Regions from separate parts of the Homo sapiens genome. Here region 2 is linked to region 1. Evidence: read pairs that join two places in POLR2A ChIA-PET (ENCODE). Cell type or tissue: MCF 10A. All regions are shown on one strand. Each heading gives the region's core, and the rest is flanking DNA. Links, peaks and the distances in the headings are about the cores only.

Evidence for each region. Peaks named below come from ENCODE experiments on the same cell type or tissue, not always from the same donor. Only the 100,000 strongest peaks of a DNase experiment are listed, where the experiment ranks them.
Region 2: POLR2A ChIA-PET joins it to region 1 with 13 read pairs; 3 of 35 experiments call an interaction of 5 or more read pairs at or near these places.

What each region holds. Positions count from the first base shown.
Region 1 is chr11:46,235,833-46,238,740 of GRCh38, forward strand. It overlaps LOC124902669 (translation initiation factor IF-2-like), which reads left to right and starts at 1,557. Exons shown (of 1, transcript XM_047427965.1): 1 at 1,557-2,908. The coding sequence starts at 2,007. The coding sequence ends at 2,717. RefSeq lists an enhancer at 1,422-1,471 and silencers at 2,057-2,106, 2,217-2,536. In MCF 10A, for the core only: no CTCF peak of the experiment used is centred there; DNase peaks (open chromatin) are centred at 669, 1,479 and 2,049.
Region 2 is chr11:46,158,511-46,161,418 of GRCh38, forward strand. No RefSeq gene overlaps it. Among named protein-coding and RNA genes, the nearest start is that of PHF21A, 39 kb to the left of the region's middle. In MCF 10A, for the core only: no CTCF peak of the experiment used is centred there; a DNase peak (open chromatin) is centred at 1,321.

The DNA.
Region 1 (2,908 bases), core at 273-2,772:
ATCTAATAAGAAAGTCAAACATTCATCAAATAATTATACATGTTTAAAATTGCAATTGAGTGCAATAAAAGACACCAGATGGGCCACAGCCTGACAGAGGATTAGTACTCAGAATATATAAAGAACTCCTACTCATAGTAAGAGATAATCTAACAGAAGCACTGTCAAATAAACCAATGAGCAACTTAAAAATGAGGAAATGGCCAACAAACAAATGAAAGTGTGCTCAGTCTCACCTGTTAACAGGGAATTGCAAATTAAAACACTGAAAGGCCATTTCACACCCATCAGCTTGGCAAAAATTTTGAAGTCTGACAATACCAAATGTTGTTGAGGATGCCAAGCATGGGAACTTCCATATATTGCTATCAGACTGTGAATGGTACAACCACTTTGAAAAAACTTTTAGTCATGCTGAGTAAAGCTGCCAGTTCCTCTGCCTTGAATCCAGCAATTCTGCACCCAAGTGGCTACTGGAAGACTTACTTTCACACAAGGGGATGGGTATAAAAAATACTAATCACAATATTGTTTCTAACAGAAAAAAAATTAAAAATAAGTTGAATGTCCTTCAGAAGGACATTGGTAAATAAAGTATGGTGAACTCATATAATGGGACCCAAATAGGAAGTGAAAATTGCATAATCTAGAACTACGTGTATCCATGTGAACACATTTCAAGATTATCCTGCTGGGTGAAAAAAGCAAGTTGCACAATTATATACCCAGTATAATGGTATTTCTTCAGAGTTTAAAAACATACCAAACAATTCTGTAAAGTGCTTACAGGCACAAATATATGTAGCAAAAATACAAAAGTATGCATAGGAATGGTAAAACTCAAAGGCAGAAAGTGATTACCATAGGGGAGGGACAGAAATGAGTTCAGAAGACTAGATCTGTGAGGTTTTATGTCCTTTAAAAAAGATCTGAAGAAAATAGAGCAAATGTTAAGCTTTGACAAAGACGTGGCTAGGGGAGGGGAAGGCACACAGAATAGTGATTAATTATATTATTCGCTATAGTTTTTTGGTATGCTTTAAATTTTTTTGAATTGCACTTTGACCTATTAAAGGCGAATTCCACTGAGTTGGGGGTGGGTGGGTCAGGGAAGGCTTCTCAGACGAATTGAGTCTTACTTAAGATGACAGCTGAAAATTGAGTAGAAGAGGAAGGGCGGCAAGGTGTTTCAGGCAGAGAAGCCTGCGCTAAGAGGCTGGACTGGGAAGGTGAGGTAGGGGCCAGGGACTGAGACCCCCTGTGTGGCCAGAGCAGGGGAAGAAAGGAGCTGATGTTGAGGGGAGGGGAGGCGAAGGGGGTGTGCACAGACCATGCAGGACCCCACAGGCCATCCTGAAGGCTCAAGCCTCTCCCCTAAATATGACAAAATCAGCAGGCGGCCCAGGGACACTTCACTCGGCCAGATAGCGGAACAGGGAGGGCGTTCTTGAAAAGGTGACTCACATCTTGAGTTCTGGAGGATGAGTAAGAGGAAGCCGGTAGGGGGAGGGGGAGAAGGGAGGAAGGGGAAAATTCTCTGGATAGGGCCTAACTGCAGCAAAGACCTGAGGACCTTCAAGAGTGTGGCCCCAGCGGGCTCCAGCCTCCGAGCCTAGCTCGGGAGGCGTGGTGTAGAAAATGGCAGACTAGGGCATCCATGAAGACCGGGCGGCCCCAAGCCGAGAGGCATGGCAAAACAGGGGTTGCAGGTGGCTGTTCTGGCAGAGCGAGGAGGATGGATTTGAAGAAGACAGGCATGCAGGGGAGACCTTTGAGGGGAATGTGTCAACAGCCAAGGGGGGCGGGGCGCCGGGGAGGTCTGGATGAAGTGGGAATGAGGATGGAGTGCAGAGTGCCTGGAGAAGTGTTCAGGAGGGAAGGCGAGGCATCGGGACGAGGGGCTGGGCGGTCGCGCCATCTCTGCGATAGACAATAATCGGGTCAACACGCGGCGAGTGGCGGTGCGCGCGGGGCCAACCGCGTGGAGCTGTCGGGAGGGCGATAGGATGGGCGCGCCCGGGCTGCAGGCGGGGAGCCGGAGGTGGGAGGTGCCTCTTGAGAGTGGCTCTCCACCGCTGACAGCAAACGAGCTGGTCCGGACGGAGGACAGAGGGGGAAGAAACGGAGGGAGTCGCTGGGGGACGGCGACGAGTGGGATCCGGGCGGGTGGGACTGGGCGCAAAGGACCGCGCCGACGCCGCATGGCTGCCGGGAATTCAGCTCCCCCGGCCAGGTTGAGCGGGCCCCGGGGCCCGGAGCGGGCGTCGGCATCTCCGGCCTCCCCGCGGGGCTGCAGGCAGGCGGCGCCCCGAGCGCACCCCGCGCGAGCAGGCGCGGAACAGCGGACCCAGGCCGGGCCTTCCCGCAGCTTTTCTGGCCGCCTCGGAGGGCAGGGTCCCAGCGCGGCCCGAGGCGCCTCTTGCCAGCGGCCCGACCTCCTGCCCTCCCGGCCCCCTCCAGGCTCCCCGCACGTGCAGGCCCGGCGACGTCACTGCGGCTCTGACGCGCTCTTGGAGGCCCGGGCGGAGGCGGCGCGGCGCGGGCTTCCTCCGGGAGGTCCCGGTCCCGGCAGCCCGCGGCCGCGTCCTTGGCCCTCCTCCGGGGGAACCTCGTTCATTCCAAACTCTGGAAGGCCGGCTGTCCTTCGGTTACTGATAAGGACGCGAGCTCTTGGTAAAAGATTTGAACAATGCCCGGAAAGAAATAGCTGGACCTAAGAAACAGACTAATAATAGCTGCCAGCTAGAGCTCCACTCGTGTGCTCAGCGCCTTTAGGAACAATAATAACGACCACAGCCATAGTAGCCACCATTTATTGAGCGCTTACTCTGTGCCAGGTGCTGTGTTAAGCGCTTTGCAGGCAACAACCCTCGGAGGTAAGTACCATTATCATCCCTATTTTGCAGGA
Region 2 (2,908 bases), core at 100-2,599, 77 kb before region 1:
ATAAATGGGCAGAAACTGGAACTTAGACAAGGCTGATGATAGGATTTAGACCAAACCTCCCCCTGTCTAGCAGGTCCATTTGCATTTAAGACTGGGATTCGTGGGCCGGGCATGGTGGCTCACGTCTGTAATCCCAGCACTTTGGGAAACCGAGGCGGGAGGATCACTTGAGGTCAGGAGTTCGAGATCAGCCTGGCCAACATGATGAAACCCCGTCTCTACTAAAAATTCAAAAATTAGCTGAGGTGGCACATGCCTGCAGTCCTAGCTACTCCGGAGGTTGAGGCACAAGAATCACTTGAACCTGGGAGGTGGAGATTGCAGTGAGCCAAGATCGCACCACTGCACTCCAGCCTGGGTAACAGAGCAAGACTCTGTTCCAAATTTTTTAAAAAAGAAAAAGACTGGGATTCATGGGGTGAGTGAAATGGGGTGATATCGCCCTCTTTATCAATCTATTTGCATCTAAGATGAGACTTTGAAGGTCTGTATATAAAAACAGGTTTTAGCTGACCATACCAAATACTGGTGAGGATGTAGAGCAAACAAATGCTCATACATTGCTGGCAGGAATGCAAAATGGTAAAGCCACTTTGGAAAACAGTTTGTCGGTTACTATAAAGTTAAATATGTACACTTTCCATATAATTGGCAATTCAAGCCTCAGATATTTATTCAAAGCAAAAAAAAAAAAAAACATGTCCACCAAAACATGAGTACACGAATATTCATAGCAGCTTTATTTATGACAGCCCCAAAACTGGAACCACTCAAGTGTCCATCAACAGGAGAATGGGTGAACAAATTTCAGTATATCCAGGCAATAGAGTACTACTCAGCAATGAAAAGGAATGAACTATCAATACGTGCAACAACATAGAAGAATCTCAAAAAATATGCTAAGTGAAAAACAGCCAGACATGAAAGAGAACATTCAATATGATGTCATTTATCGAAAATTCTAGAACTGGTAAAACTAATCTATTGAGACAGAAAACATATCAATGCCTGGGATGGGGTGAGGTTGGTCGGGGAGACTGAGCACAAAGGGGCTTAAGGGAACTTTTGGGGAAGATGGGAATGTTCTGTATCTTGAAGTAGTAGTGGTTAAATGGATTTATACATTTGTTAAAACTCTTTGAACTGTACAGTTAAAATGGGTGAATTTTATTGTGTGTAAATTACAGCTCAATAAAGCTGATTAAAAGAAAGCAGCAACAACAACAAAACCGAGTCCAGATTGCAAAAGAAGAACCCTCAGGACAGAGGAGTAAGCCGGGAGGAATGCACTCACCCTTGGCAGGTGTTTTCAAGGAAGTGGGGGTGGGGTTCTTCTGTCTCTCTTCCCCACCCTTCCCCACCCAGAGAGTCTGATTCTGATATGTGCCACTCCCCACTCCTCAACTCACTGCTAAAGAAGAGACAAGCTCCCTCAGGGTGAATCAGACCCAGGTGCAGGGCTTGAGGCTGGGAGATAAGGCAGATTCCAGACACACCTGGTGTACCCCCCTCTACCCAGCAGCCCTGAGTCTGGAGGTGCCTTGTGGACATCTCTACTTGTTGGGGTGCATGGAAAAGGCTGTAGCATGTTGAGATCCAGGCAACTTTGTTACAGAACTCTCCCTGGCAGAACTTTACAAAAGTTGGGAGGGGGTGGTCCTCACTGCCTGTACAAACGGGCAGAGGTTGAAACCAAGGCAACTTGTGGACTGAAACTGCCTCTGCAAGGGGTGAGCTAAGCTCCTGGCATGACCAGCAACAACATGATAGCTCAAAGAGGCAGCAGCACTTGTGGCTGCAGATGCCAGCAGGTGCAGGTGGCATGGCAGGAATGGCTCCTTGGAGGCTGCCAGGGAGACCAGGGGATGTGGAATCTGGTCTCAGGGGACATGACTGAATGTCTCCCTCCACCTGCTGGCAGCAGTGCAGAGCAATGGCAGGGACAAACTTACGGAAACTTCTAGAGGAACCTTGGCAGTGTGAGAGCGCGGGAAATTTGTAAAAGACTAGACCTGCTGCCAGCCAAGCCGATGAGGGTTCAGAGTCTTGGGAGTTGAGGTATTTATGTAACATAAGCTCATTCGTTCTTTGATGAATCTTTGTTGCCGGCTTACAATGTGCCGGATGCTATTTTAGTCACTGGACATAAAGCAGGGGCAAAACAGAAAAATCCCTGCTATCAGGGGACTCACCTTCTATGACAGTTACAGCCTATCATTCCACCTGGAGGCAAGTACTTTGAAGAAAGACAAAAACAGGGAGGGGAGAAGCACTGTAGCTGGGGTGGTCAGGGCTCCTCTGCGGAGGTAACACTTGAGCCCTTTGTACCCATGGGTTGGGGAGACCTGAAACATATGAGTTATGGGATAAATTCCTAGCAGTGCAATTTCTGGGTCAAAAAGCATAAATATTTTAAGGCTTTTGATAAATATTGCTAAATTTTTCTCCAGAAAGTTTCCTAGGTTGTCTATTTAAAGAAGAGGGAGAAACGCCATGTTTTAGGGGTGCTCCAGAGAGTTAAAAAAGTAAATAAAAGTAAATGGGGAGAGGGGCGTCTCCTTTTCCAAGTGCTGTGTCGGAAGGGTTAGTTGAAGTCTACTTCCCACTCATGTCAGGCCTAAGATTTAGCTAGACATCCTAGTAGCTGAAACATGAGCCAGAAGCTCATCAGCTCATCAGCTCTATGCCGTTTTGGACAACTTGGCCTAAGGCTCTTAAGCCTCGGTTTTCTCATCTGTAAAAATGGGCGTTCTAATGATGCTTAGCTCAGAGGGTTGTATAAAGGTTAAACAAGATGATATATGTGAGGCTTTTCTCAGAGCACTCGGCACGCACACAGTAAGTGCTGTGATTTTTCTTCTGCAAAGTCAGCAGTACTTGGGACTCAGAAGCAGCTCCAGCACAGGAG